Linked DNA regions of Mus musculus: regions 2, 3 and 4 are each linked to region 1. Evidence: chromatin loops called from intact Hi-C (ENCODE). Cell type or tissue: heart. All regions are shown on one strand.

Evidence for each region. A loop is a pair of places that touch in the nucleus more often than their neighbours do. Peaks named below come from ENCODE experiments on the same cell type or tissue, not always from the same donor. Only the 100,000 strongest peaks of a DNase experiment are listed, where the experiment ranks them.
Region 2: a loop joins it to region 1, with 5 times the contacts of the local background. A loop is called at or near these places in 3 of 42 quality-filtered maps.
Region 3: a loop joins it to region 1, with 2.2 times the contacts of the local background. A loop is called at or near these places in 5 of 42 quality-filtered maps.
Region 4: a loop joins it to region 1, with 8 times the contacts of the local background. A loop is called at or near these places in 5 of 42 quality-filtered maps.

Annotation. Positions count from the first base shown.
Region 1 is chr2:150,132,788-150,140,787 of GRCm38, forward strand. It overlaps Zfp120 (zinc finger protein 120), which reads right to left and starts at 3,891. Exons shown (of 4, transcript NM_181266.2): 1 at 3,781-3,891. The coding sequence starts at 3,855. In heart, no CTCF peak of the experiment used is centred here; a DNase peak (open chromatin) is centred at 3,954; H3K4me3 peaks cover 1,519 bases; H3K27ac peaks cover 730 bases.
Region 2 is chr2:151,035,671-151,043,670 of GRCm38, forward strand. Nanp (N-acetylneuraminic acid phosphatase) reads right to left here and starts at 3,709. Exons shown (of 2, transcript NM_026086.2): 1 at 3,567-3,709. The coding sequence starts at 3,656. In heart, no CTCF peak of the experiment used is centred here; a DNase peak (open chromatin) is centred at 3,751; H3K4me3 peaks cover 2,576 bases; H3K27ac peaks cover 2,419 bases.
Region 3 is chr2:150,307,304-150,315,303 of GRCm38, forward strand. It overlaps 3300002I08Rik (RIKEN cDNA 3300002I08 gene), which reads right to left. Exons shown (of 4, transcript NM_027017.1): 4 at 3,634-3,915. The coding sequence ends at 3,717. It overlaps Gm10130 (predicted gene 10130), which reads left to right and starts at 4,147. Exons shown (of 4, transcript NM_001374676.1): 1 at 4,147-4,255. The coding sequence starts at 4,253. In heart, no CTCF peak of the experiment used is centred here; a DNase peak (open chromatin) is centred at 4,108; H3K4me3 peaks cover 1,016 bases; H3K27ac peaks cover 907 bases.
Region 4 is chr2:150,664,958-150,672,957 of GRCm38, forward strand. Acss1 (acyl-CoA synthetase short-chain family member 1) reads right to left here and starts at 3,283. Exons shown (of 14, transcript NM_080575.2): 1 at 2,928-3,283. The coding sequence starts at 3,240. E130215H24Rik (RIKEN cDNA E130215H24 gene) reads left to right here and starts at 2,537. Exons shown (of 2, transcript NR_040331.1): 1 at 2,537-3,000; 2 at 3,504-3,975. In heart, no CTCF peak of the experiment used is centred here; DNase peaks (open chromatin) are centred at 2,454, 3,304, 4,884, 7,134 and 1 weaker place; H3K4me3 peaks cover 2,087 bases; H3K27ac peaks cover 3,063 bases; H3K27me3 peaks cover 880 bases.

The DNA.
Region 1 (8,000 bases):
AGAGGAAGGAGGGGAGAAGCAAGAGCCAGACCAAGATATCAGGATGGTAAGTGGTAGATTTACATCTGACAAGAGCAGGCAACCAACATGGTTGGATTACAGGAGGAATGGCAGCTGGAAGAAGGGCAGCCTAACCCCCAGGCTACAGGGCTAGGTTTGCAAACCATGCCAGGATCAGGTAGGGACTGAGGTCTGCTGAGAGAACCTGACAGGCAGGTTTGCTTTGATTTGTTAAATAGGATCTTCAGCCATTTGTCCCCGGGCTTGAGACTTAACAGTGGGGAGAAAGGAGAAGGATGATTTAATTGTACTCTCAAAGGTTATTTTTTAAAGTTAAAACATGGTTTATGGTCCAGTATTCTTCAGGGACTAAACGTATGTCCTAGAGCCCATCAAGTATTACTCATATCTTTCACTCACATTGTGTATTTTAAGCCAGGGAAAAATAACATTCCTGTTAGGCACAGCCACAGTAGTTTGTCTACATCTTGTGTTACTTGAACTAGCTTAAATACAGAAATTTGGTTTCTAGAAATAAGATCAGTTCCTCATCCAGATTCGTGATTGCCCTGCTCTGGGAGCCTCCTAGATGCCCAGTTGCGACTTTTACTGACTGTCTAAAACTGACTACCTGACTACTCATTGCTATTACCAACTACTGTCAAAGCAGAAAGGCCCTCACCTTCCTTCTTCCCCCTCCTTTTCTCTGCTGTGATTACACCAGCTTCAAAGTTGATCAGAGAACTCAATGCTTACACAGGTCCCTCTTTATTTGTAGTCAGTCCCCTCACCCGAATCCAGGGAGGTTGGAGGACTCCCATTCACTGGTCTATATCTCTTCTCACTGACCAGTTGGAGCCCGGCCTGAAAGGAGCAGCAGGACAGACTTCCAAGCACAGGGCAGCAGAGTCAGGATCAGGTGTTCACAGCAAATCTTGACTACACAGCAGAAGGAAAGGGTGAGCTACAGGAGATGATGCTCTAAACACACACATATAGGAAACATCTTTAGAAAAAGGAATGGATTTCTTAATGAATGGGAAACATTTTATGATTAAAAATAAGAGATCAGAACAGCAATACATAAAGATAATGAAATTTAAAAAGTAACACCAACAACTGACTTTGTAAAAATATCAATATAATTGAAAGAACACATAGGCATAATGACTTTGAAAATGAGCACAGCCTACTCTGGTAGAGGGAATGACATTAACAAGACAGTGTTACTCGGGAGGCAGAGGCAGGCGGATTTCTGAGTTCGAGGCCAGCCTGGTCTACAGAGTGAGTTCCAGGACAGCCAGGGCTATACAGAGAAATCCTGTCTTGAACCACTCTCCCCGTCACACACACACGAAAAAGCTTGTGTCATCCCATGTCAACATCCAAGTCAGAGGCCTCAAGATCTGGATCACAGGTGTGCCCTCAATATCTGGATTGCACTTCATTCCAGATATAGTCAAGTTGACTACCAGGAATAGCCACCACAACCAATATGCATAAATTAATACATGCTGGAAAATTACAAAGACATTCACCCTGTGTGAACTAAGTCCTTCTTCATAATGGTGATGCCCGCAGCTGACTCCTTTGAACTTTAGTCTGTGGTCTAGCTATCCTGTTTCTTCTAAGAGCATACACAGCAAGCTGCTCCTCCTACTCTGGTCTGAAGGCAGAAGGCATGCTCCACAGGCAAAAGCCTTCACCTGTTACTGAAATGAACACTTCATTACATGACTCAAATGGGGAATTTTAAAACACTGGTGTGGTACAATCCTTTATCTCAATAATTTAAGAATTTTCATCCATAGGAAAACAAGGTTATTGCCCGGGGAGCATGAGACTGGGATCAAAGGTGCCTGAGTCAACATAGCGTGTCATAGAAACACTTCTAGTAAAGGGAAGAAGATGCAGCTCTCCTAGAATCTTTACACCTTCCCCAGGAGAAATCGCTCCGTAAGTGATTACAAGACTAATTAAGAAAAATCTCTTTCATTGCAGCATGCATTCAGCTCTGGCTAATGCTTAGAGAAGAGACAGCCAAGAACAGATTTTACATTCCACATATGCTGTCTCATGTAAGTCTCTCTTAGGTTCAGGCCCCAGGTGATATTTTAAGCAATTTAAATATGAACTGGAGACCGAAAGTCCCACAGATGGGAGATTTACACAGCAAAGATATAACCAGAATTATTTTTAAGTATACCAGTGCACTGAAACAGCAGGCCACTCTTTGGTGATGGGGTTCTGAGTTTGAGGTGCCAGAAGATGAGAAGGTTGGAAAAGTAGAAGAAAGCAGTGGTGGCAAACGCCTTTAATCTCAGTACTTGGGAGGCAGAGGCAGAGGTAGACAGATTTCTGAGTTCAAGGCCAGCCTGGTCTACAGAGTGAGTTCCAAGATAGCCAGGGCTACACAGAGAAAACCTGCCTGGAAAAATAAATAAATAAATAAATAAATAAACGGAAGAAAGTATCAAAGCTGTGATGGGGGTGTCTTGGATAGGCTGTCTTATGCCACACAGGCTTCTGAAGAACAGCATCCTGTATACTTCTTACAGGGGGAAAATGGAACAAGATACGAGACTTTTATGAAGTCAGCACAAACTACTATACAGTGAGAAAACCACAGGAAGGAGCTAATAAAAGAAAGCTGGAGAAACAGGAAGAGAGAACCTCTCAAAAACGTTCCTGACCAAGCCCACACTGGACTCGGGACTGACAACCATAGCCGCATGTGGTGGGATCTCAGGGTCTGAAGCAAGCCATCCCCGAAGGCCCTGGCCCCAGACCTCCACCCGCTCTCCCAAGCACCGTCCTTGCTTTAGAGAAGGAGCTCTATTTTATTCTCAGCACTTCAGGGCCTTAGGGGAAGCTCCCAAGCCTGAGCCCCAGGCTGGCATTGGCTCTGGAGACCTAGAAGGAGCTGTTCTATGCCTTGCTTGACCAGGCCAGTCCTCACCAAAACAGTGTTTTTCCTTTTCAAAAGGTTGTCACCAGCTGTAGTCTTGCCCATGTGGCAAAACGATGCTTTTCTCAAGAAGAAAACCAGACCTTTATGGCACACCAGGCCTTAAAATTGGTTGTGGCCCTATTTTACCCCTTGGAGCCACTTGTTAGAGACCTGCTCTTTGAAGTCAGGATGGGCCTAATTCATGATTGTAAAGCAGAGTTGTCTCCTATGTTATGGTTTGTGGACAAATGTCTGGACAATCCTGGTACACTACCACATGTATTCTAGCATCCTATTCTCCATTCGGCCTTTTTAGCATAGCACATACCTGTGTGGAGTTTTAGGGGCAGTCCTTTCTCACCTACATTCGACTTGCCGTCACTACAAGCATTAGTCTAGATCCTTTACATCAATTTTACTCTTCTACATCACCGCTTAATATTTGAGTGCTATCCGACACACGAGATGCCTTTTACAGGCTCCACAAAATTAACTCGAAATGGGTCTTATACCTACCTGTAAAATGCCTAAATGCTAAGGCCAAAACTTACTATAGAAACTAGGGCTCTCCGAGTTTGGCATCCTGCCAAGGGTATTTCTACACAGAAGCCCTTTCCCCAAATGTTTTGTGTAGATGCAGCCACGCTAGTGAGATGATTCAGTGCCCACCGCCAGGTCCAGAGAGAGAGAAAAGGACCACAGGGAAGCTCACAAGTCTCAGCTTCTGTCAGGCTGCTGTTTACTACTGAGCCCTGGGACGACCCAGCACTCCAGCCCCCTTGGCTCAGCCGCCTGCTCCTCCCCTTTGTGGGAGACCGCCTGGCACTTACCATGTCGGAACTTCTGGGCTTGCCTGAGGTCCCCGCACCCAGGAGCGGTACACAGAACACATCAAGCAGAAACATTCGCGACTGCCAGCTTTAAAAGAGGAACTTGCAAGATCGCACCCGGAAGAGCCCGCCTTCACTTTTGAGTGGCAGATCCGGCTGGATGTCCTGATTGGCTAGTGAATCTGGAGTGACATACACACCACCCATAGGATTAGAGTGTGTTGAAGGGACACAGAGGAATAATTCCAGGCACAGGTTGCCAGCAGAGGCCAGTCCTTTTCCGGGTCTGTAGAAATTTGCATTTCAGTACCACCTGTGTCTGTCTTCCAATTGCTTGCTGGTCTTTTTCCCCCACCCTGGTCAGGGGAAGACCCACAACTCCAATTTGCTGTTGCTGAGTTACCCGCCTCTCTCCACTGTGGGCCACATTGCAAATTTGGAGCTTTCCAAAGCTCCAGTCACAACACTCAGTAGGCACTTCCGCTTCTTCCTTTTGGAATCATTGAGACTTTACTTAGGGAATGTTGATAAGTTCACATATAGGTTTGCCTACCCCTATGCATGCTATGTTAAATCCTCTTCTGAACTTGATCACAAGGTAAAAGCAGAGATTTTTAATGGCATATAGCTCAAAGTCATGCAGAAACATTTTGTAAATTATAAAAGTGATGGACAGAAATGCCTCTAGAATGTCCATCTTCTATTACAAAATCTTAGCTAACCATCCAGTAAATGACGCTGTAAAAGTAGATGGCTAAGGAGCCAATGCTGCCTGTTAATCATTATCTGTGATCTAACCAATAAATGTATCAAAATGTATAGATACAAAAATGTATCAATGTATAGAAAGAACAGAGAACACTAATGCAGAGGACCAACCTCACCTAGGTCTGGATTCCTAAGAGAAGGGGTGTTCGAGAGCAACAGGGAAACAAGCAACTAGAACTCAAATCATGGGTCCAAGCTGCTGGCTTATGTTCTGCTGAGATAGCATTCCAGATGAGATGGCTTCCCAGACTGCTTTCTCTGTGTCTGTGTGTTCTGCTCTGCTCTAGACAGATTTTACCTTCTATTCTAAAACCTCTGAGGTTGAGACAGCTAGCTTTCTGCTTGAGACAGCTCTCTGCTAGTAAAAATTCTAAACGCTCTCTGGATAGCTCCTCAGTTTTCTGACCAAAGTCAGAAAAAACTGATCTAAAAAATTCGTGGCTTTTCCAACCAATTCAAAAAATACTGTTAGAAAAATTCTAAAAGTAATTCTTGGGTTTTCAAAATCAGAAAGGAAAAAAAAATCTGCTGTGTTCACTCTTCACATAGTCTTCTCTGGATAACTGCTAGAAAATATTTTAACAGAGCTGTGTCGCCTCTCTAAGTAATTCTTTGGGTTTCTAACCTCAGACATTAGAATGTTAGAAAAAAATCCTGAAGAGCTGTGTTTGCTTTCCAGAGATATCCAGATAGCTCAGCTCTCAATACTGAAAAAAACATTTTAAAAAGTAGTGCAGTATCTTCCTGCTAGCTCATCATATGCAGATCAAAAGCCTGTTTTTTTTAATTATATATGAATTTGGTTATTTATTCCAGGATCCCTTTTGATTATCCTATGAATCACCAGCCCATAACCCCAGCTCCTTGATGCTTAGGAGACAGCAAGTACATTTTATTTATTTATTTTTAACAATGTAAAAGAATTCAGAAATCTTGCTTAACTCTGTTATGTAGCTGGGTAGGAGTGTGCTGGGGGGACACAGAGTAGTTGCAAGCAGTGGAATGTTTCTATTGAGGCTTACTGGGCTATCCTAGTAGGTATTTGGAAGACTCTGCTGCTGAGAGTGACTTGTACTGTGCAGACCTGGCCCAAGATGTTTCAGTGAAGAAGAACTTCAGTATCTGGCCTAGAGACTGTTTTTGGTGAAGAAGATGGGTGCTTTATGCCCTTGTCTGAAGAGTCTACCTGAGACTAAGGTAAAGAGATTTATATTAGTTGTATTGACAAAAGAAGTCTTTAAAAAAAATCTCAGCAGAGACCTTGTTCTCTTGTTTTGTCTTATGAAGAGTGTTTTAATGAAAAGGAGCAAGCAGGAAGGAAGAGCTACATCCAAGAAAAGAGGTTCCCATTTTCCAACTTTATTAGAATATGTGTGTTAATTTGTACTAGAAGTCATTATTCTTCTTTCTAAGTGGTTCAAGGAAGATTAAAAAAAATAGTTGCTATCAGCACATTCAAATAGGATGTCAAGGGGCTGGAGAAGGGTCTCGGTGGTTAAGAGTACAGGCTGCTCTTTTAGAGGTCCCAGATTTGAGGCCCAGTATCCACAGGACACACATCCATGTGTGACTCCAGTTCCATGGTGATCAATCCCACTTTTCTGGCCTCTACAAAGCATCAGGCATGCATGGGACACATAGATGTACATGCAGTCAAAACTGCCATACACAAAAAATATTAAATAAAACAAATCCTTTCTCTCAAAAGTTGAATTCATCAGGCTATTTTTATTTCTTTCTTTATTTTTAAACAACCAACCGAATACATAAATATGTAAGTAAGTAAGTAAGTAAATAAATAAATAAATAAATAAATAAATAAGTGAATGGGTTGGTGTCAGAGGAGTAAGGCTGGTGGTAGGAAAAAATAATGTGAATTTGTGGCTGTTTATGCCTTTGAACAATGTTTTCAGGAGAGGGTGAAGGTGGAAAACTGTGCTGTAGATGATAGTGAATGCTGAAAGACTGAGAGGCCATTCTTGTTGAAAACTGAATGCATGGTGCTAGAATCACTGTGTCTGTTGGGTAAACATATGCACATGAATGAAAGTGTCCATGAAGGACAAAAATTAATGGGAAGAATTTACCCTGTAGCTACTGTGACATGCAGGTTTAACCTATCTCTTGTCTGTATTGGGAGCTGAAGTCTGGTTCTCTGAAAGGGCAATGTTTGCATTTACTCAGTGAGCCATCACTCCAGCCCCATCACCTACTTTCTTTTGTCTCCCAAAACGACCTGCCCAAGGTGCTACTCTACAAGATGGGTTAAGTTCTTTCACATCAGTCATCAATCAGGAAAATCTCACATGGGTTAGACTAAAGACCAATCTTATGGATGCATATTCTCAAGGTTTCCTTTTCACAATTGCCTGTAGCTCAGATCAAGTGAAAAAAAAATCTAACATGAACCACAACATACATATCATACACATATGAATAAGTAAGGTTATATAAACTAGCATTTGATTTTTAATGCTTTATGTTGATCAAATACCAGTAGATGCATGTTAACATATGTTCTGACAGGTAGATTGGAAATGAATTATTTCTTTTATGTATTCATATTTAAAAAGGCAAAGTCAAGATTTATTCCTCCAAGAGAACATCATATTTGCAGATAAAGTTCTATTATTGTCAAAAATATTTGTAATAAGTTTCCTTTCTACAGATAAAATTACTGGAGATATATTAACCACCTGTAGTAGCATCCAAAATGCATGCAAGATGGCTATGTATATAATAAATGGGCTGCCATAATACATATCTTCTCCAAACTAACTGTAAATAATAAACACAGCATGTCTGGGCTAAAGCAAGGGGGGGTATGGGTTTAGGGCATGGGGTGATGCTCTATGAACTAGGATCTATGATTATGCCCATATAAGGTAAAAAAGCTGAGCCCTTGGTGGGTACTCCTGGGTGAGTAATGAGAAAGGCAGTCATGGCCCAGCATATTCTCCTTGAGGATGGGGTTGGGAAAGGAGAGCAAAAAGGTTTTTTAGCTTGTGCGGGGAATAAGTAGGGGTTTCAAGCAAACAAAATCACTTAAGTCCTGTGAAGTCCAGGGAATTGCATCATGATCTCAAGATGCTGTAGAAGGAGCAACAGACTGCCATGAAGACCAGCCAAGACTGCCAAGAAGAACTCACCCTGCTAAGAACATTCTCCTTTACTTCTAACCAGACCAATATCAATTCACTTGGAAGCTCCCTCTTCTGTAGAAGACTATCATGCTAGGAATGATGGTCCAAAGACACAGGATTAAATATATAGTACTACTTAAGGATTCAATGTGTGTTATTCATTATAGTGTACTCCGTGAATCAAGACAGCTGGGGTACTAGATGAAAACATGTCTTAAATTAAGGAAACCAACCAAAATTATTATATTCACTATTTTTTCTTTTCTTTTCTTCTCCTTTCTTTCCTTTTCTTTTCTTTTCTTTTCTTTT
Region 2 (8,000 bases), 900 kb after region 1:
ATTTTTTTTTTTTTTTTGTTTGTTTTTCCTTTTTAAATAAAATGTTCTAGAGACAGGATCTTATATAGTCTAGGCTGGTCTCAAACTCTCTTTGAAGCTGAGGGATGACTTTGAATTCCTGGTTCTTTTGCTTTTACCTCACAAATGTTGGGATTACAGGCATATACCTCCATGGCTAGTTTTTATGATTCTGGGGGCTTAGACCAGAGACTTGTGAAAATTAGGCAAGAGTCCAGCAAATGAACTACACTCTCAGCATCCCTGCTTACTCCTGGTTAAGTCGGACATCACTCACTAATGCCACATGTGATGAATCTACCTTAAAAATGAAATAAATTGGCCCTTTACTTCTTCTAACACACCTGTAAATGCATTTCTCAGTTCATAGCTATTTGTATTAGACATTTAATTAACAAATGATTTTTTAAAAAAAATCTGTTCAACTTCGCCCCTTCTTAGAATTGGGAACAATACACTCTGGGAGTTACAGAGACAAAGTTTGGAGCTGAGGCAAAAGGATGGACCATTTAGAGACTGCTGCACCCGGGGATCCATCCCATAATCAGCCTCCAAATGCAGACACCATTGCATACGCAAGATTTTGCTGAAAGGACCCAGGTATAGCTGTCTCTTGTGAGGCTATGCCGGTGCCTGGCAAACACAGAAGTGGATGCTCACAGTCTGCTATTGGATGGAACATAGGGCCCCCAATGGAGGAGCTAGAGAAAGTACCTAAGGAGCTGAAGGGGTCTGCAACCTTATAGGTGGAACAACAATATGAACTAACCAGTACCCCAGAGCTCGTATCTCTAGCTGCATATGTATCAGAAGATGGCCTAGTTGGCCATCATTGGGAAGAGAGGCCCCTTGGTCTTGCAAACTTTATATGCCTCAGTACAGGAGAACACCAGGGCCAAGAAGTGGGAGTAGGTGGGTGGGTGGGTGGAGGGTATGGGGAACTTTCGGGATAGCATTTAAAATGTAAATGAAGAAAATTTAAAAAAAATCTGTTCAATGAGGAACTATACATTCATGCCTTTTCCTCTTGACTATGAAAGTATATTGTAGTAGTCTGAATAAGAATGGCCCTAATAGGCTCATATATTGGATGTTTGGTTTTCAGTCAGTAGACAAGGAGGTGTAACATTGTTGGAAGAGATATTATCATCAGGAGTGGGCTTTTGAGTTTTCAAAAGCCAGGCCCGGTCTTGTTATCTCTGCCTCTAACTTGCAAGTCAGATGTGAGCTCTTGGCTACCCCTGCATGCTGGCTATCCTACTCCTCACCTCGGTGATCATAGCCCTACTTTCTGAAACTGTAAACAAGCCCCAAATTAAATGCTTTCTCTTACAAGCTACTTTGTCACAGCAAGAGAGCAGCAACTAAGACATATGCCTAAAAAGAATGGAAAACACTTTCCCATATGGTTCTTTAGAAAGTAAGGTTGATAGACTCCTTCACCAAGGCAAAGGCCAGACATCTTCCTAGCCCCTCAGAAATGATTCAAAATGGTATATGACAGCTGGCATATTACTTTGGGACAGGTCAAAATTTATAAGGAATGTTATATCCTTACAAGATAAAATGCTTACAGCATTTAATTTTGCTAATTTCATAGACCATTTATAAGTAAAGGAGGAGGTGAAAGAACCAAGACTGGAGATATGAATTCTTATGCACCATCCACTATTCATTCAGCATTTATTACATGTCAAACAAGGATAATTAAGATAGCATGTTCCCTTTCAGGAAACTCAGGATTCTGCTGTAGGTATGAGTTGCAAAAAATTAATGATAACATCCTCTGACAGGTGCAGTGAGGGATATCGGAAGTAAAAAATAAGGTACAAAATATAGGGGCAATGCCATGGAGAAACATTGTGGGGTGGTGGTGTGAGATAAGAGTCTTAATATGTTGTTTAGACTGGTCACAAATTCTGAAGCTCAAGGGATATTCTTGCCTTGTTTCCCAAGTCATTTTTTTTTGTTTTAAAAAGTAAAACCCAAAACTCACTGTGGCAGGGATATGAAAGATGAATTGGATGTGGTCAGCCTGGAGATAAGACTACAGCAAAAATTTACATTGGATGAGCCTTTTTGTCATTAAGGGGAGAATAAGCGAGACTGGGAGACAAGAGTGGATGGGGACGCAGTTCACTGAATGAGCGCTGGATGGTACAATCTTCCCATGTATGGCATGAAAGCTACCTGACAGTGTTATGCAGACTAATGCTCAAATTTACGAGGATCTGAGGCTAGGCATAGACAGGGGGTCTGCTGAGGCACCGAGTACTGGGAGAATTGTGATTCAAATGTGAGGTTTAATAGACCTACTTAACAAGAACCAGCCTAACACAAAACCTGAGTCTCAAAACACGGGCCTCAGCTGGATAAGAGCACCTGTTGAGTGTGCCCTGTCTGCAGTCTGAGATAATGGAGGCAGAACACACGGAAGTATGTAACGTGTGAGGGTGTCACAATGCACGGGGCAATCGACAGCGTGGAAATCTTCAGTTAAGACTGATTCCAAGTGTGGGGAGAAGTAGCTCAGGGGAGAACCTGTCTCGGATGGCGAGGAGGTAGGCTCAAACCTCAGAACCAAGAAAATAACACACACACACGCACACGCACACGCACATGCACACCCCAATTCAAAATACCTAGTGACGTTGGCACTTTGGGAGCCACCTAACCACTTGGCAAGCCTATTGTATTCTTGTGGCAGAGACAGAAGCTACGTCCCAGTGAGTGGATTTGGAAATACAGAGAAGAGAGCCCTGATGGAGACAACGGGTGGCAATTTTCCTTAAAACATAGCTGTGCAGAAAAGCACAGTCCAAGAGAGATGTAGGGTTAAAAAATTTTAAAGACCGACACGAACAAACTGTGGGTGCAATGCAGCAAGAAATGTGGAAGGTTTAAGATCCAGATAAACAAAAAACTACCTGAAGACGCATAAGACCCTTAGTATTGAAAGGGCAGGCATTTTTTTGTAAGTGGGCTTTCCACATCTGATACTCCTTCGGTTTCTCCTTGAAGCTGAAGGCAGGGGATGGAAAGTAGGGGTGGGTTAAGAGCAGGACTGGAAAAGGAAGATGTCCGACAGCATCTGTAGCTATAGCTAGGAGGGTGCAGATCAGCAATGCCTCACTAAAAGACTGCCCCCTCAGCATTTTATGTGCCGAGGGTCTCAGCACCAGAAAGCCCGGAAGGCCACAGGGAGGCCTGCAGGGAAAAAAAAAATGCTATGATGTAGGTTAAGTCCAGGCCCGCCTCTCAGAGTTATATAACTTCCTGGGCCAAAGCCTTGTCTGAGCCTCTTCCCCAAAACCCACCGCAGCCCATCTCGCGCGGGGCTGCAGCAAGAGGAGGGCGAGGGGTCTCGTCCCGCGCCGTCCGAGCCCGGGTGACCGCAGGTGGCGGCGACTCTGCAGTCGTGGCAGTTCAGAGTCCAGCACCCGGCCCCACGCGCGGGAAAGAAGCTCCACGGGCACGCAGCGGGGGGACTGAGGGTGCGGAGCGGAGTGCTGGCCCGGCAGGGGAGGGCGACGGCGCGGGGACGTTACCTCCAACATGCCTCTCCTGCTCGCCCCGGCCGTGTCGATGAGTGTGTTGTCCAGGTCAAAGAAGACCGCGCGGACCCGACTCAGCCCCATAGCCTCGGCAACCCAAGCAGCGCGCGAGCCGCTTCTGCCGCGCCGCGCATGCGCAAGGCGGTCAGGAACACCTGGGCGGAGTCTCGGAGGTCACCTGACCCTTCCAAAGCTCCGGGGTCTCCGTGGCAAGATCGCGCGAGATTCGGACACTAAATTTTATAGGGTGCGCGTGCACGAGAGGTGGATGAGTGTTATCAAGGCTTACTGCTGTGTGTGGGTGGATGGTCCTCTCCGTTAATGGCTTGGTGGGCTTGCTTAGGGCTGAGAAGGACATCCGAGCCGTACTGGAGAAACTCTCCAGACCCTTGGCTGGCCTGTCTTTCTATGGTGACCGCACAGTCTCCATCAGGAGATGGGGCAGGAGAGTGTGCCCACCAACCTCGGAACCTAGCTGCCCGGTGACTTTAGCGCTTCACTTCTTGCCCACAGCCTTGTAGGAACTAGAGCCTTCATCTGAACATCCTTTGAAAGATGCTTAGAAGAACTGAAGAGAAATGGGAGTCTCTGCAGTGTCTGCCGAATGGTTGTTCTTAAAAATGTGTATTTGTGTTTCTGTGTACGTGAGTGCCTGCAGAGGACAGACGAGGTCGTCCTGGAGCTGCAGTTGCGGCGGCTGTGAGCTGCCCACTGTGGGTGCTGGGAACTTGGGTCCTCTACAAGAGCAGTATGAGTTCTTAACCAGTGAACCATTTCTCCAGCTCCTTTCCCTCCATCTTTACTCATTTTTCTGAAACTCTGCAGCCCAAGTCTTGTGTGCCTATTAATTGCATGGTTTTCTGTAATTTCTAGCAAGGAACCGAGACTGTCTGTTAAGAACCCCACAAGATAAGTAACAAGGTTTGCCTTCTGTTGGTTGAAATCAACCTCTAATCCTTTTTTATTGATGAAATTTGGAGTCACTTTCACTAACCTGGAACTTATTGGGTCAGCCAATGCCACAGACCTGGTTCTGAGCTTTCGAATTAGGATTGGTTCTTACATTGTAAGTTATTCAGAGAAAATGAGAAAGTATTTCATAACATGTGAGAATTGATTAAATTTAATTGTCTATAGTTTCAGTTTTTGTTGTTTGTTTGTTTGTTTTGAGACAGTGTCACATTGAGTAACTGATTGGCCTGGAGCTAGCTGTGTAGACCATGCTGGCCTCAAATTCAGAGTGATTTGCCTCCCTCTGTCTCCCAAGTGCTAGTTCTCCCAAGTACCACCACATCTGGCTTGAATTAACTTCAACTAAGATCTTTGTCTATACTTGAATGATACTGGCTCCAAGTGGCTTCTGTTCATAGTGAACTGTACCCTACCTGGGTAATATATACAAATTGTGAAAAAATGGCTGGGCCTCCAGCCAGTCAGGCCCAAACCGCCAAAACTATGTAAGGTAAAGGCTGACTTCAGCCAGTCATATTGTTCTTGTCTTTTCATTGGCTACAAATTTAACTTTGAGCTGTATTGTGTTCATAAGGAACTTGTTGGCCCACCTTTGCTTGGCTGTAAAACTTCCTGTGTTTTGAGATAAACTTAACTCCTTTTGGGTGTTTAATAATTGGAATGCAGCATCCTTGAGTCTATGTAGTATACTTCTGCTTTTGCCTGACAGTGACAGAGTTGTATAACTTGACTAAAGACTAAGATGCTTAGCTCTGTACAGAAAAAAAAAAAAAAAAAAAAAAAGCTCCCATAACCTGAGGTACACAAGTCACAGATGGGTTTCTGATGCTCAGTAGAAAGAGATGAATGGCAGACTACCTATAGTTTTTGTATTTTATGGAGCAGAGTCAGAGTTGATGACTTTCCCAAAAGTGTTCCTCCTTTAATAGACTACCCTCACCGATGCAGTGGTGGTGAAACAGTTGTGTGCACTTAGGCTAGCAGTCAGCCAAAATTATGAATGCAATATTTGTAATTGCTTTTTGTAGTTGTGTCAAATATCATAATAGATATACAATAAGCTTCTGATGGACACATGGATCTTAGAGACATGGGTCAGGTCTTCGCCTTCTTCTAATGTGCGTATAGAATCTTGTTTCAGTCAGTGAAAAATCTAACCCTAGACAAGCTATTGCAGTCTATGTAATCAATCCTAACAGAGGTTTGTCTGTCTTTGGGATACCATGCATTGGTTGGTATTTCAAGATTGGTCTTCACAGCCTGGATTCCTTCTGAACTTACATGACTAGAACCCTGATGTTTTCCTATGGAATTTTAAGGCACTGAGATGTACATATATATGTGCATATAGATATGTCAGTCTTTACTGAACTCTTAAGGGTAGACTTGGCGGGACGAGAGAAAGATACAGCTAATGAATATTTAAAAAGTTCTGGGTAGCTTTTATTTATTGTCAGCCTTAACTGGCTCGTTGCCAGGTGAGACTGACTTACAGCTATGTCTGTAAGAGATTGTGTTGATTTATGATTGATATGGGAGGGCTCAGCTCACTGTTGGTGGCACCATCCCTAGGTTTGTGTGTCAGGGCTGCAAAGAAACTAGCACAAACCAGAGAGTAAAACAGCACGCAGCATTTCATTCTTTCACAGTATCTGTTTCTAGTTTTTGCTCAAGTTTCTGCTCTGTCTTCCCTTAGTGATCCAGTGTGACCTAAAAGAGTGACCCAAATAAACCTTTTTCTGCTTTGGACAAAGTATTTCACCACAGCAACTGGAAGCAAACTAGAACAATGGTCAATCCCACTTATCCTTATAAAATGTAAATCTAATAGAATAGAAATAAAGATGACACATGTAGCCTTGGTGGTGGTGCGTATCTTTTTTTTTTTTTTCACTGAAAGCTATGGAAGCTCTAATTTTCTTCTTTTTTTTTTGTTTTATTAGATGTTTTCTTCATTTACATTTCAAATGCTATCCCTTTTCCTAGTTTCCTCTCCGAAAACCCTCTATACCCTCCCCCAAGTGATGCATATCTTCAGTCCCAGCACAGTCAGCAGAGTGAGGCAAATCTCCATGAATTAAAAGCCAGCTTGGTTTCCAGAGTGAACGCTAAGAGAGCTAAGGCTACTTAGTGAAACCTTGTCTCAATATATATATGTATATATGTATATGTATATATGTGTATATATGTATATATGTATATATATATACATATATATATATATTTATGAAATAAAAGTTAAATATTTGGTGTGGTGGCTGGAGAAATGGCTCAGCAGTTAAAAGCACTGACTGTTCTTCTGGAGGACTGGGTTTGATTCCAAGCACCTACACAGCAGTTCACACTTGTCTGTAACTCCATTTCTAGGGACAGCTGACACCTTCTTCTTGCCTCCATAGGAACCAGGCACACAAGTGGTACACACACTTATGTGCAAGGCAAAACACCCATACAAATCAAATCAACTTTAAAAAGGCATCTGAGTATTTTGAAACAGACAACTAGAACCCCGCAAAAGATATATTAAGTTAAATATTTGATAGCCAAAGCTGGTGACCACATGGGGAAATAGGCACTTATACTCTGCTTGAGGAAATGTAAATTGGTGCAAACACCTTTGAGAATAATTTAGTGATGCCTTTTATTGGCTAGGAGGTCCCACTGTTAGGAATTTACCCCTGGACATATTTTTCTCTTACAGATACTAGACTGATCTAACCCATTTCTGCTGTCAGTTTGTTACTCAAAGATTCCTGTAGAAAGCTTAGTCCCAAGTGTAATAGTGATAGAACTGAAGTAGACAAGGACCTGCAGGTAATTAGGCCATGTGGCTCCACCCTCTTGATACAATACTGCTACACCCAGGGAGTGGGCTAGACCCATAGGACTGAATTAGTTTCCTATTTTGATCCTGATGACTCCCACATTTCTACACCCACCCTTGCCTCTTTTGTATGTGCAACATGTTGCTGTGATTCCTTCCACCATGAGGTCATTAGAGTCAAGCAGATGCTGCTGTTTTCAGAGTTTTTATAGAATACTGCCTTTATACTCCCATGTATTTTTTTGACCAGACATCATTATTTTTTTCCCTTCATTTATCTTCTAGCAAAATGTTCAATTAATAACATTAAAAAAAATCTGCCCTTTGTCCTGTAAGAGCAAAGCAAACATTACAGACTGCCAAATACTGTTACTGCTCTACTGTAACTGTATATGATGTGGCCAAGAATAAAAATGCTGCACTCTGCTTCCCAAATAAAGAATTGCTGTTCTTCATTTTAGTGTACTGTGTTGACCTTGATCTTTCTCACATTTTATTCACATTTATTTTTTGCTCTTAGTGTGCTCACAAAATCACAACATTGGAAGTAGGAGTTGAATAGCAATGCTTTTAAGTAAGTTACATTCCAGCTCTACATCAAATGGGCCAAAGCTCCTCCAGTGTTTACAAAA
Region 3 (8,000 bases), 170 kb after region 1:
GCTGACAGAACATCAAGATCAGATAATAGTATCTGCAAACTTTCTGAGAAAAACCACAGAAGGTTCCCTGAGCTAAGAGTAGATAATAAGTTCCCAGGCAGTTATGCAGAACACCCCTGCCCCCGGGCTGAGGCACGGGCAAGGTTCTCCCTTTTTACTTCCTCCTTCTTAGTGCTTATATTCTGTAACCTTGCTCACAATAAAGAGACCTTGACAATCATTGCTTGGTCTCGCTCGTTCTTTCTCGTCCGTTTCTCTTTCAGGCATGGCCCCCCTCGAGCCCCCGAATAACTGAGTCCTATGGGTCGGGAGAATGTTTATTAGTCAGTAAAGAGTAATTCCACCAACCCCCAGGAAAGCTGGAAAGTACTTAGTGAAAGCAAAATATTTAGCGAAAATAGGCATTCATACAAAATTATAAAATGCCATTAATAAGCATAAGTGCATTGCAAGGAAAGCACAGACTCATTTAATCTATAGAGCCAGTTAAAGCCTTAGAAAGTTTAAGTGGAAATTGAAATATGAAAACATGTACAAACATTCTACAAAAGATGGTCATCTTTTCCTGAGAGTATTAAAGCTACAGATGTGAGGTGACGGCAGGCAGGGTGGAGCCCTCAAGGGCACTTTCTTCCTCTACACTGCTTCCCTCCTTCATATTCCTGTTTGGAAATCCACATTTATTGAAAGGTACCCTGTAGCCGGGCGTGGTGGCGCGCGTGCATGCCTTTAATCCCAGCACTCAGGAGGCAGAGGCAGGTGGATCTCTGAGTTCGAGGCCAGCCTGGTCTACAGAGTGAGTTCCAGGACAGCCAGGGCTATACAGAGAAACCCTGTCTCGATTAAAAAAAGAAAAAAAGAAAGAAAGAAAGAAAGAAAGAAAGAAAGAAAGAAAGAAAGAAAGAAAGAAAGAAAGGAAGGAAGGAAGGAAGGAAGGAAGGAAGGAAGGAAGGAAGGAAGGAAGGAAGGAAGGAAGGAAGGAATAAAGGGAGGTACCCTGTAAGGTGGAAAGAAACAATAATGCCTCTCTTTTTATGAGGTGGTGATTTTCACTCATAAATGTCCTTAACTGCTAAACTATTAAACTCCTTCCTCAACAAAACAAAACAAAACAAAACAATTTTTCTATCTGTATTTTTGACTTGGCCAGTAGATCCAAGCTTATTTTTACAGCAGTTTCTCTGACTTTAGTTAGAAAACCCATGAGCTATCTAGAGAGCTTTTAAAATTTTTACTAGCAGAGAGAGCTGTCTTGACCAGAAAGCTACCTGTCTCAGAGAGTGTTTAGAATAGCAAGTAACATCTGTCTAGAGCAGAGCAGAGCAGAGCAGAGCAGAGCAGAGCAGAGCAGAGCAGAGCAGAGCAGAGCAGAGCAGAGCACCATCTCATCTGGAAAGTCATCTCAGCAGAACATAGGCCACGCAGCTGTCAAGCTTGGACCCAGGGTTTGACTTCAAGTTGCTTGATTCCCTGCTGCTTTCAAATTCCCCTTCTCTTAGGAACCCAGACCTATTTGAGGTTGGTCCTTGGCACTTATACTCTCCGTTCTTTCTGTATATGAGAACTGTGGCATTGTTACATTTATTGGTTAGATCGAAGATCACAGATAATGACTATCAGGTAGCACTGGCCCCTGAGCAATCTACTTTTATAGTGTCATTTATTTGATTTTCAGCTCAGACCTTGTAGTACAAGGTGAACATCCCACAGGCATTTCTGTCCATCATTTTTATAATTTACACATAATTCTGCATGACTTTGAGCTAAGAATGATCTTTAAAATCTCTGCTTTTAGCCAGGTGTGGTGGCTCATGCCTTTAATCCCAGCACTTGGGAGGCAGAGGCAGGCGGATTTCTGAGTTTGAGGCCAGCCTGGTCTACAGAGTGAGTTCCAGGACAGCCAGGACTACACAGAAAAACCCTGTCTCAAAAAAACAAAAAGAAAAAATATCTCTGCTTTTACCTTGTGGCCAAGTTGAGAAGAAGGTTTAACTTAGCATGCATAGGGGTAGGCAAACCTCTATGTGAACGCATCCATATTCCCCAAGTAAAGTCTCAATGCTTCCTTTTTTATAAGAAAATCATTGCTTTGGAAATGGCTCCCATGCTCTCATTGCCTGCCACAAGAAAAAAAATTTTTTTTCTTACATCTCCTGACTAGATAGTTGTACTGGCTATTCTTGGTAGCCATATTAAATATATCTGGAATTAGCTAAAATTCAAATAGTTGGCTATTGTGGGGATTTTTTTTTATCTTAGCTTTTGAAATGGGAGAACCCTTATATAATCTGGATCTTTTAGTTGATATGATCCATCTTTAATCTAGGCCACAGCTTACATATACAAAGGACACTGAAAATGATAGATACCTCTTTCTCTTTGTCTACTTGCCCTACCTCTGGCTAGCAAGTTCATTAAAAAAACAAAAAACAAAAACAAACTGGCATTAGGCTTATTTCTTTGGAATTCTGATATATACTGAAGACCAGTTGAGGCATGCAGCCACATGGACTAAACCATGAGTGTATTCTTCAACTTTCCACTGGTAGACAGCCACTGTTGGACTAGTAGAATGACACAGCTTTTGAGCCATTCTAATAAGTCCACTTCCAACATGATAGAGAGATTGATTCTATCAGTTCTTTTTATCTAGAGAATTGCTGTTGCTATTTGTTTGTTGTACCAACACACTGAGGAAGATGTGCTGGTTAACAAGAGTGCTCCACAGTGTTTGTCATGTGCTTCCTGCTTGGGTCTGAGGGTTGACTCATAACTATTAGGTAGAAAGTACTTGCAGTGTACCTGAACCCTGAAGAAGACGCACAAAAATTTTTTTTGTTTCCTAATATCCCTCTTTAATTGTTAATATTCTGGGCACCTTCCCATTTGTGGGACAGACTGATAACTCCACTGTAAGTTGAGAAATGGTCTATAAAAGTGCCACACCAACCTTAGTTGGATCTGTGTGACAAGTTCCACATACTGAGGCAAAAATTTCAAAAGAAGGAGGCCTCTTGGAAATCTTGACCAGAGCAAAATATTGAGCTGAAGTTCTCATGGCAATGTATCTCTTTTTATCTTCTTCTATTCCTTTCCTTATTTACAAGATGTTCCTGATAGCCTGGGCTGGGGCTGTAAGCGAGACACTGGGTAAGATACCATCCCTTGAGATGGGGGTCACTGCCATGACCTTATCTTCGCGAAAACCAGCGCTTTACTTCATAAATCATTTAGGAAATTACAAAATAGTATTATGATAGATAAGAACTTTCTCAATAACAAAATTTCATATGGCTATACATCTGTCCTCAGAAGTGGGTTTGGTATATGGTAAAGAAAGCCTAAGATTAAAAAAAAAGAAGAAGAATTAAAATAGTTTAAATTTGCACCTTGAAGTTTCACAAAAAATTAGGTAGTAGATGTTAAATAATAACTGACCATAAAAATTTATTAACCTGCTCTTGGAAATATGCAATTAGCCTTGGATGATTTTGTGTTTAACTGTGCTAAATAACAATGATGTTATCTGTCCTACCCCTAATTACTACACTAAACACATCTTCTAAGAGTTGTAATACTTGTTCCTCATTATGTATAAAAATCCTCGCTTGAGAGCTGAAAAACACACTGATTCAAATTGCCTCTGTGTTTATTTCTGTTTGTCACCACCAAATCCTTACCCACCTAGTCTTCGAGGACCCTCGTTCCAAAGATTCCTACATTCCACTGGGGTGACCCGCAGCACACAAGTTATGGACCTTGATTGAGGGAGGAAGAGGAAGTAACTTCTGAGCACTGTGATTGGAGCTCAGGACAGCTCCAAAGTTGCAACAAGGTAGCACAGGGTCACTGCCCACAAAGGGGAGAAACAGGTAGCTCAGCATCCAGAAGCTGGAGTTGTGGATCCTCCCCGACCTGGGTGGGAAAACAAACACAAGATGTACTGAAATGAAAAGCTCTGCAGATCTGCAAAAGGACTGGCCTCTGACTAGAAGCCTGTGCCTGGAATTATTCCTCGCTGTCCCTTCCGCGCACTCTAACCCTAAAGGTGGTGCTTATGTTACTCATACACACTAGCCAATCAGCACATGGAGGCGGTCCTGCCAATCAGAGGAGAAGGCGGGCTTTTCCGGGAGCTTTCCTGCAAGTTCCTCTCCAAAGCGGAGCAATCCGGTGTGTTTCAGTTTGTTGTGGTCCACGTGTCGCTGCTGGGTGCTGTGAGAAGAGCTCAGGCAAACTCAGAAGTCCCGACATGGTAAGTGCAGGGCCATGTCCAACAAAAGGAAAGAGCAGGGGGCTGAGCAGAGGGAGCTGCTGTCTTGGGTCGTCCCTGGGGCTTGGTGATAAACAGCAGCCAGAAAGACAAGCAGCAACTTGTGAGGTTCCCTGTGGTCCTGTTCTCTCCCTGGAGCCGGAGGTGGCCTCTGAATAACCTCACTAGGGTGGCTGCATCTGCACAAAGCATTTGGGGAAAGGGCTTCTGTGTAGAAACATCCTTGGCAAGAAGCCAGACGCGGAGAGCTTTAGTTTCTCTGTATCTTCAGGAAGTTCTGGCCTTAGCATTTAGCCCTTTAATATGTAGGTTTGTAGGTGTAAGATCCCTTTGGCTTTGATTTTGTGGAAGCTGTAAAAGGCACCTCGTGTGTTGGGTAGCACTCCAATGTTGAGCTGTGATTTAGAAGCGTAAAATTGATGATGTAAAGGATTTACCAAAACTTACAGTGACACCAAGTAGAATGTAGCTGAGGGAGGACTGCCTCTAAAACACCCCACGGATAATAGGATGCTAGTATATGTGTTTTTTTACCAGGATTGTCCAGACATCTGTCTACAAACCATAACAAAGGAGACAAATCTGGTTTACAATCATGAATTAGGCCCATCCCGATATCAAAGAACAGGCCTCTAACAAGTGGCTCTAAGGGGCAAAATAGGGTCACGACCAACATTAAGGCCTGGTGTGCCATAAAGGTCCGGTTTTCTTCTTTCTTCCTTTCTTTCCTTCTTTCTTTCCTTCTTTCTTTCTTTCTTTCTTATATATAAGTACACTGTAGCGGTCCTCAGACACTCCAGAAGAGGGCATCAGATTTCGTTTAGGATGGTTGTGAGCCACCATGTGGTTGCTGGGACTTGAACTCGGGACCTTCGGAAGAGCAGTCGGTGCTCTTAACCACTGAGCCATCTCTCCAGCCCCCTTGGTTTCTTCTTGAGCAAAGCATAGTTTTGCCATGTGGACAAGACCACACTTGGTGATAACTGAAAAGGAAAACCACTGCTGTGCTGAGGACTGGCCTGGTCCAGGGAGGCTTTCTATGAGGCCTTCATGAATGGAGAATGGCCCAGCCCCTTCTCAGTCTCCAGAGCCAATGACAGCCTGGGGCTTAGGCTTAGGGGCTTCACCTAAGGCCCTGAAGTGCTGAGAATAAAATAGAGCTCCTTCTCTAAAGCAAGGATGGTGCTTGGGAGAGCGGGTGGTGGTCTGGGGCCAGGGCCTTCGGGGATGGCTTGCTTCAGATCCTGAGATCCCACCACATGCGGCTATGGTTATCAGTCCCGAGTCCAGTGTGGGCTTGGTCAGGAATGTTTTTGAGAGGTTCAGTGTTCCTTTTGTACAACGTTCTTCTATTAGATCCTTCCTGTGTTTTCCCCATTCATGATAGTTTGTGCTGACTCCACACAAGTCTCCTATTTTGTTCCATTTTGTCCCTGTAAGAAGTATACAGGCTGATATTCTCCAGAAGCCTGTGTGGCATAAGACAGAGCCCGTCCAAGACACCCCCATCCCAGCTTTGATACTTTCTTCCTTCAACTTTTCCAACCTTCGCATCTTCTGGCTCCTCTATCTCAGAACCCTGTCACTGATGAATGACCTGCTGTTTCAGGGCACTGATTTATTTAAGAAATAATTCTGATTATATCTATTCTGTGTAAGTCTCCCATCTGTGGGACTTGCAGTCTCTAGTCCATATTTAAATTGTTTAAAACATTGCCCAGGGCTGGAACCTAAGACACACTTACATGAGACAGCATATGTGGAATGTAAAATCTGTTCTGGGCTGTCTCTTCTCTAAGCATTAGCCAGAGCTGATTGCATGCTGCAATTAAAGAGATTTTTCTTAATTAATCTTGTAATTGTTTGTGGAGTGATTGCTCCTGGGGAAGGTATCTTATTCTAGGAGAGCTGCAACTTCTTCCCTGTACTAGAAGTGTTTCTAAGACAAGCTATGTTGACTCAGGCACCATTGATCCCAGTCTCATGCTCCCCGGGCAATGGCCTTGCTTTCCTATTGATGAAAATTCCTAAATTATTGAGATAAAGGATTGTACCACACCAGTGTTAAAATTCCTCATTTGAGTCATGTAATGAAGTGTTCATTTCAGTAACAGGTGAAGGGTTTTGCCAGTGGAGCATGCCTTCAGCCTTCAGATAAGAATAGGAGGCAGCTACTTCTTCAGGATTCCAACTTATACTGGAGACAAGCTGGAACACTAGCTGTCGTGGGACTGAGTAACTACTAGATCCTTAGATTTCCCATTGAAAATCACTCGTTGTTTGGTTAGTTGGGAGTGCAGATTGTTGGTCATTTTAATAATTTGCTGTACTATAGGGACATTCCATAAGTTCTGTGACTTTAGAGAACCCTCATTAATACTCATGTGAATAAAAATAGACCAGGTTTGTGGGTGTAGAAAATGGTTATGTTAGCTGGAAAGAGTCACTCACACACACACACACACACACACACACACACACCACTGAAATAGAAATTCAATATTGGGCTGGAGAGATGGCTCAGTGGTTAAGAGCACCGACTGCTCTTCCGAAGGTCCTGAGTTCAAATTCCAGCAAACACATGGTGGCTCACAGCCATCTATAATGAGATCTGATGCCCTCTTCTGGTGCATCTGAAGACAGCTACAGTGTACTTAGATATAATAATAAATAAATCTTTTTAAAAAAGAAATTCATTATTGACTACTTCCAGCTAACATAACCATTTTCTACACCCACAAACCTGGTCTGTTTTTATTCACTTGAGTATTAATGCCCTGTGCTTGGAAGACTGTCCTGCTGCTCCTTTCAGGCGGGGTCCGACTGGTCAGTGAGAAGAGATATAGACCAGTGAATGGGTGTCCTCCAACCTCCCTGGATTGGGGTGAGGGGACTGACTACAAATAAAGAGGGGCCTGTGTAAGCATTGAGTTCTCTGACCAACTTTGAAGCTGGTGTAATCACAGCAGAGAAAAGGAGGTGGAAGAAGGAAGGTGAGGGCCTTTCTGCTTTGACAGTAGTTGGTAATAGCAATGAGTAGTCAGGAAGTCAGTTTTAGACAATCAGTAAAAGTCCCAACTGGGCATCTAGGAGGCTCCCAGAGCAGGGCAATCACGAATCTGGATGAGGACATGAACTTATTTCTAGAAACCAAATTTCTATATTTATGCTACTTCAAGCAACACAGGATCTAGACAACCTGATGTGGTGTGCCTAACAGGAATGTTATTTTCCCTGTTAGAAAATGCAGAATGTGAGAGAAAAGACGTGAATAACACTTGGTGCGTCTAGTACGTATGTTTAGTCCCTGAAGAATATTGGATCATAAAGCCTGTTCCAACTTTTAAAAATATTTTTTGAGAGATAATTAAATCATTTCATTCCCTTTCTTCCTATTAAGTCTGAAACTTTGGGACAAATGGTTAAGTGGCTTACTTAACAAATCAAAGCAAACCTGGTTCTCTCAGCAGACCTCAGTCCCTACCTGATACAGGGTATGGCTTGCATATCTCGTCCTCTAGCCCAGGGGTAGGGCTGCCCTTCACCCAGCTGCCATTCCTTATGCAGTCCAACCATTTTGGTCACTTGGTCTTTTTCATCTGTCACTAAGCACCCTGACCTCTATGTTGGATCTGCTTTCTCCCTTCTTTCCTCTCTCCACGTGCCTCAGGGTTATGTCTACTTTGTACTCTCCAAGATGTCCCTGGACCTGGCTATTCTCTCTTTT
Region 4 (8,000 bases), 530 kb after region 1:
AACCTAGCCATTATACCATGAGATGCTTTGTGTGGTTTGCAGGACATGTTTCAGTTGAGCCCAGCCTGAAATTTCACTTATCACAACTGTACAATCCATTCTCAGGAACCTTGATGAAATAACAGAGGATGGCTATTTTTACAAACAGTTATTTAGCTCATGCATCTAGAAGTTCAAAGGCTTGTGTCTGGTAATGCTGTCTTTGATGAGTGTGCCCTAAAATGAGGCAGAGCATCACGTGGAATGAGACATCCATTATCTCTTCTGGCCACTCCCTCTTATAAAACACCAAGATCAGAACCTTTTATCTCAGCCCGGATAACCTCTCCCAATCCTAGCTACCTCCCTCATAATAGCTGACAAGGGGACTTTACTGAGGAGCTTAGGGGATGAACCATATTCTAAGCATAGCACCCACCACTCAGGCCTCAAACCAGGAGGTGAGATATCAGGGAAGGGGAGAGAGTAGACCCCCGTGGGCCCTGAGAGTCCTGACCTAAGACCTCAGGATAATAAAAGGGTCATTATCCAGCAGTACAGCTAAATTAGAGTATGGAACAATGGTAACTACAATAATATTCCAGGACACACTGCTCTCTTTAGGTCAAATATAAGGAAACATGTGAAATGCAATGAAGTAAGAATTAAGACCTCAGTGTAGCCCAAAAGACCCAGCTGAAACCACCAAACTGTGCTGTGTGTGCTGTGCCAAGCACCTGCAGGGCCTGTCAATCACAGCTGGAAGACACCCAGCCACGGGGTTTCTAAACCTAAGAGTCTAGAGTGGGCCCCCGAATTTGCATCTCTAAAAGCTTCCTGGTCCAGCAGCATTGGTCTGGACCTTTGAAAAGCATTAGCCTGAAGATCACTGGAAGGATAATAGTGCCACTCAAATTTTTGGAACAAGTTGTCATTATCACACATAAACAGATCAGGCCTAAACAGCCCAATGACTTAACAACTCTCTAAGTGGCTCCCAGAGCAGCTGCAGTCGGTCTGTTCCCTGTTCACACTGTAACCCCTGGAGGTTGCAGAAACGGGCAAAGGGCAAAGATGCTGCTGACAGATAGGAAGCCAGACATTTGGAGAAGCTGCTTTCTTGCATGTCAGTTTGGCGAAGTTCAAACTCTGTCTGGCTCACACAGCTCTAATAGTAGAAGAATAGAGGCCAGAGAATTCCTAGAAGACCACACCCAAGCCTCACCATAAGGCTGATACCACTTCTTATCAGCTACAAGCTTGGTCGTCCCAGCGGCCTTGACCTCTTAAGGGAGGAGAGGTTTCCAAAGAAGCCGCACACTTTCTGCCCCCTTCCTTCTGCAAACTGCTATACTCACTTGAAGGACACTTTCTGCAAACGCAAGAACTTCTTAACCCAAGTTGAAGAATTTGCTGACTCAAGTCTAAAGGCAACACTTATCTAGTAAAAGACTCATTTAGATTAAACTTGTCAAGTGATATAATATACGGGGGAAAAATGACTTGTCCAAAGTTTCTTTAAAGTTTTGTGCTTTAAAAAAAGAACAGGGGGCTGGCAAGATGGCTCAGTGGTTAAGAGCGCTGACTGCTCTTTCGAAGTTCCCGAGTTCAAATCCCAGCAACCACATGGTGGCTCACAACCATCCGTAATGAAATCTGATGCCCTCTTCTGGAGTATCTGAAGACAGCTACAGTGTACTTACATATAATAAATAAATAAATAAATAAATAAATAAATAAATAAATAAATAAAAACAGACCCTATAATTTCTGAATATATTAAATCAGAACTGCTACAGCTTATTGATCACCAGTAAGCCTGGACAGGTTACTGTATCCCCACCCCCAGCACTGCGGTACAGACAGCATAAGAGGTGAGTATTGCTTTCTCATTTTACAAATGGGGCGATTGAGACGCACCAAAGCTGAAGAGGTAGTGAAACTGCAGACACCAGATTCCACCTCTAACTTTGGTCCTTAAACAAAGCATCACCTGCCACCTCGTCTTAAAGACCTTCAGTTCGTCCCTTACGCATCTCTGACCCATCCAACCCTCGCTCCCATCCCACAGGAATGCAAAAGTTCCCAACCCTCTGCTGTGCACCAGAGACACAGCCTGTCTGTCCAGCCCCTCTCAGTCCAACCCCTCCTTCAGTTCTCGGCTCCTCCGTGTGTTTCCCTGCCTCCACCCTCAGCAGAATCCGGGCTCATCAGAAAACTGACAGCTAGAGTGACTGATGTGTCTCGTTTAGAGATCAAGGGGGAGGCTGGTACATAGTCCAAGCTGGCTTTGAGTTCAGCTCCTCTTGACTCAGACTCCGGAGAGCTGAAGTTACACCTGCCTTTGACACTGTAGACGTTTGTTTTTGGGGTGCAGTTCTTAGACCGAGAACTTCCTGCCCACATACCCCAACCGGAGGAGATAAGCAGTTCCCTCCCAGGGGCTGACACTTTCTTCTTCCTGCACCCACCAAGCTCTGTTTACACTGCAAGGTTTGTCCTCAGGGGAGCCTCGAGCCCTAGCACCTGCAGTTGCCGATAGCAACCTATGTACTTTGCGTTTACCCTGCTGATCTGGGGGCCCTGAGTCAGAAAAGCCTGGACTCTTGGAGCATGGGCTCTCTCCATCTAGGCCTATCTGGGGTCCTAAGCTTTGTGTCTGAAGACAAAGCCCCCTAGAATCTGTGTTAGGGTAGAACACTCTGAGGTTAAACCGGGTATCCCCAGTTTCCCGCTAGAGACAGCGCTGCAGACTTGGGAGGGTAACTGCTGCTTCGCCAGCTGCAGTCTCTAGATCCGGTGGAATACAGAACAAAGTGACGTGACCCAAGGATTAGGGTGGGTGGTGAAGCATTCTGGAGAAAAGAGCCAAGGCCTGGGGGCAGCTGCTACTGACTGGAGCCTCCCGAGTCTCGGCGAAAATGAGCTGGACCCAGCAAGGCACTCACCAGACACATTCAACTGGCCTCCCAGGAACCAGCCGATCTTGCCCGTCCTGAAGTCACAGTCCCAGACAGTATGGTAAGGAGTGTCCCAAACTAGTGTGTCACGGGCCAGCGGCCCCCAGAAGGCGGCCGGCTCCTGGGCTGCCTGAGCGCTCAACGCGGGGTACGAGCCTGGTTGCGCTGCTGCAGGAACGCAGCCCGGGAGTCGGGTGGCGGTCGAGCGGGACACGCTCAGTGACCACCCCGATTGTCCAGAGCGCCCTTGCAGGCCACGCAGCAGTCGCCCCACACCGCTGCCGAGGCTGCGCGCCGCCATCTCGCCCGACGCCCCACGCGGGTGCGGTAGCCTGAGCGCCCCTAAGAGTCTCCACGGCCCCGCCCCGGCTCCGCCCCCGCGGCCACCACCCACTACTTCTCTCCCGGAGAAGCAGCTTCCTTGAGCCTGCCCCTTCCCACCTCTTCCCTCCTGGACAGGGACTCCGGGAGGTGGGTAGAACTAGGTTTTGTTGTGCGCCCAGTCCGGGGCTAGCCCGCGCTCTCGGCTTCAGTTTCCTGGGTTTCTGCGATCTCTTTTTACAGACCAAATAACTTTCTGGCTGGCGACAGAAGCTGCAAGTACACGGTTGGCCCAGCCTCCGGACCTGGGACACAGGCAGCGCTCTGAGATAAGATTGGGAACGCGTCTAAGTGGTCATAAGAGCGAAGCAGCTCACAGATGGTGTGGATGAACCGTCAGTTGGTTCAGCATACCATAGATTGAAGTCAAAGCTTTCCTCCTTAGGAGACCTTCTGAGAGTAAAGCCCTCTCCCAATGGTGTGGGCCTGTACAACCATGCCACACACACATAAATCACCCGCAGCGGGCTAAAGGGCTGATGAGCAACCCTGGGGGCCTTCAAACAGGAAAGGAGGTGCTATGAAGGCCTGAGTCCAGTAACAATATTTTGGTTACCAGCTGCTGACCTCTGCCAGGGCAGGTACCACTTCCTTGGGACCCTTTGCTGATTCCAGGTGGTGGGAAGCTATGGGAAAGAATAAATCAATGTCCATATCACATTGGGCCTCGTTGACCATCAGCTCCGTCATGAAGTTCAAGTTTTTGTTACTGAATAATCAAGAGTAAAAAGAAATGTGTCTCTACCAAATACTTAAGAAGTGAATAAATAATAAAAAAAATAAACACTAGAGGTCGGAGACTTTGGAAAACTGGTTTGTGGAGTTCTTCGGGCTGGCAAAGACTTTTTCCTGTTGGCAATGACAGCTGTAGATAGGTAGTTTCCTTGGAGGGGATACTGTGGGCAAGCTGCTGAGGAGGAAGGCGGTGCCAACAACTAGCACAGGCATATGTCCTGCCCTCAGCCAAGCACTTGTCCTTAATTCAAAAGTTAGGCAAGTGGGCACAGTGGTGCACATCTGGGGTCCCAGCTATTCACGAGTCCAAGGCAAAAAGATCACACCCTGGAGACCATGAGTTTGAGAGTAGCCTGAACAACATTGCTAGTCTCCACCTTAAGAAACCAAATCAAACCAAAAGCTAGGCTAGGGCCAGAAACAAAACAATGGAACACAGAAGGTTACATAGTGCTCGAATAAATAAGGAAGCACTCAAGCTAATAAAAAGAGACTTATAAAAGAGCACATTTTAGTTGAACACATAAAGCTATAGGTAAGAGAAAGGGCAGACTCTGCCAGGTGGTCTGAGAGATACCCACCAACACTTCCTCCTCCAGTGTGTACTCGGCATTTCCTGCTCCACCAAGACCAGGAGACTGAGCTGGAGGTGTGGAAGCTGAGTTGGGGGTGTGGCTCAGAGACAAAACACCTGCCTAGCATGCACAGGCCCTGAGTTCTACTGTCAGCATGCATAACCCTCTAAAAGGATGAAGATCCAGGCTAGCTGACCTCCTAGCTTTACTCCAGAGGACATGGCAGAAGTGATACTTTGACAGGCTGGCTAGATGCCAAGGCTGTGTTGAGGAAACCCTGTGTGCTGCTTCTTTTTTTTTTGGTTGGTTGGTTCCCAGCTGCCATGGTGTGAGGGAGTTGGTCCTGCCTTCTGGGGGCAAAGAACCCACAGAGAGACTGAGTTGCACCAGCCCACAACCAGGAACAGCTCTGGACAGATGTGCATCCACCTTGGCTGCTCTATACCAGGTATGGAGCCTCACCCTCAGCACAAAAGGCCTTTCTAGTGATTTGCGAGGTTGGAAGAAGTCTCAGATAATCTTAACTTTATTACTCAGCTGTAGCTAGCTGGCACAAAAACTACTCCTAAAATGTGAGGCCTTCCCTTTGCCAGTTCCTACACCTCATCCCCTGCACGCGTTGTCTTCTCTCTCCTTGTCTTCAAAGTGCTGGAGTTCTCAATCCTCCACTTTCCCCTCCAGGTCCCCTTGTCTTTCAAGCTGGAACCTGGAACCAGAACGTTTCCTCCAGTTTCAGCCCATATTCAAATGTTAGGTTTTGCTTTTGTTTTTTTGAGACAGTGCCAGCCTCAGACTTGAATGACCTTGAACTTTTAATCCTCCGCCCTACCTGCACTTCTTGTGTATCACGCAGATGTGTCACCATACTTTCTATATGGGATGTTGGGAACCAAACCTAGGGCTTCAAGCATTCTAGCCAAATAGTGTACCAACTGAGCGCAGCCCCAGCCCCTATTTAAATGTCTAATTAACCTCTTAAATATACCACATCCTGAAACCTCTTTCTCAAACACTGTCCTTCCAGATTAAAGAAGGTGAATACATGTTCTCATTGTTCAAGTGGCATATAATCTTGTCAACCTAGACTTTTCTCTCATACATGGTACTAGCAACCTATTAGCAAGTACCCCAGGGATCACCGTCAGAATAATAGCCCCTCCCCCACCCCACCACCACTTTTTAAAAAAAATATTATTCAGTGGGCTTGCAGTTGTGTTCACCCTTTTCTTGTATGGCCTAATCAGCTAATGCAGTTTCTTTAAGAACAAAGGTTAAGGGCTGGAGCTATCTGCAGCTGTGGCTCAGTGGTGGAGCTATTGCCTAGCATGTACAAGGCCCTAGGTTCCATCCCCAGCATCAGGGAGAAAAAGGAAGAAAGAAAAGGAAAGGAAGAGTAGGATAGAAAAAGAAAACAAAGATCAGGTGAGGTCTGTCTGCACTCAGAACAAGCCAGTGTCTCCTACACGCCTTTCTTCCCCAGTACCCTACCTGGCAAGGCTCATCCTTCATATTGGAAGAGCTGCCCATGGACTTTACCTCATGAGCATCTTCCAGGCAGCAGAGACATACTGACTGCTGGGCCCCATGGCAGGCTTAGTGCTTCACAACCTGCATTTACCACATCCCCAGAAGCCATATGTGTACAGTCAAGTATGAGAAATGCCCAGGACAGAGGTTTATGCTTATAGTCCCAGCTACTTGGGAATCTGAGGCAGGAGGATCCCTTGCTAGCTGTACAACACAGCAAGATTTTGTCTCCCAAAAGGAAAAGAGAAGAGAAAGGAGATGGGAGGGATCTAAGAGAAAGAGGAGGGGTCTACTTGATCCAGGCCCGCCTCCTGCGGGTGTTTTCTCCACCCTCACTTTTTCAGTCAGCAGCCATACTGGCCTCCTGACCTCCAAACAGCAGGCACACTCCTGCCTCAGAACTTTGCACAGACTACTTCTCTTGCCTGGGTCACTTTGTCCTAGAGACCCATATAGACCACCTCCCTCCACTTCCTTCAGACCTCTTCAAACTCCCTTTGTCCACAGCTCTGTTCTGTCGCCCTCATGGATGCATCACCTTGGCGTTCACACCCATGTCTGACTTCTGACTTCACTGTTCTTGGTAGCACATGTATATAAGCTTTTTGTATACTTCTCTCTCTTCCTGAAAGCTGGGACATCTTGAGATGGGAGAAGATGCCAGCTTCAGTGTTTGGCACAGACACAGAACACCCAGTCTCCAACACAGACTTTTCCTGGCACATAGTGCATTCACAGTAGTTGCCTGTTAAAACAAGTGTATGAGACAGTACAGAGGCTTCTCTACGATTGCCATGGGATACGTGGGGAGTGTACCTTTCTATCATCTTTGATTCCTAAGAAATGTATTTTCACCCCACCCCCTCCAATTTTTCACTAAGAATTAAACCCAAGGTCTTCTGCGTGCTTACCCTGCACTATAACTTTGAGCTACAACTCTGCCTCTGTTTCCAAATAAAGACACACCACCCAGTTCCTGTTTCCTCTTTGGATCGGATATGTACATGAAGCAGAATCAGCCAGATTGGGCAGAACTGCACTTTCTACTGCCAAGCTAAGAGGCCACATGGGGCCTTTCCTCCAGAGTGTCACAGCCTAAGGCTGAGGTTGTCCCTCTGAAACCGGAAGGGTGAGCCTTACCCAGCCCGGGGTCCACAGGTTGCTTTTCTGGAGCCCTCAGTTGTAAGAACACCGGTCATGGGGCCATGTCAGTTTTCCCTTTTGCAGCCTGGCTTTGAAGTCAGTAGGATGCAGGGCTGGGAACCTCAGGGTGCAGGCTGCAGGGTGCAGGCTGCAGGAATGGAGCCTGGGGCTTGTCTTTCATCTCAGCACTGGTCTTAGCAGAGTTACTCCTGAGCCTTCAAGCCCTGAAGCTGGATGCACTTGTTCTCATGCCCAAGGCCAGAAACAAGGCAGGGGTCATTTGTAACTCTGGGCCTCAAGGACTTATTGGGAAATTCCCAGGGGTGCTCACCTCTACCACTCCTTTGCCTTGGCTTTCGTGGCTCCTATCTCATATCATAAAGAGAGGTTAGAAAAAGAAAAAGAAAAAAGTCATAAGCATTCAATGATCTCAACTAGCTTTATTTTCAATCCTTGATGTACCGTCCCAGGAAATATACCAGGTGTTACCGCAGACCAGGCAGAGAAAGTGGGTTGGGAAGACAGAGAAGAACTGAAGAAAGCAGAGACAACGGCCAAAAGGCAGATCGTCATTTCAAAATCACTTTTCTTGTAGAGTCAGGAACAGACAACAGTGGGTAAATCACAGTGGCTCAACCCAAGATACCCCCCAGCTTCCCGTTCTGTGCAAGGAAGAATGTGGATGGAACTTCATCACCAG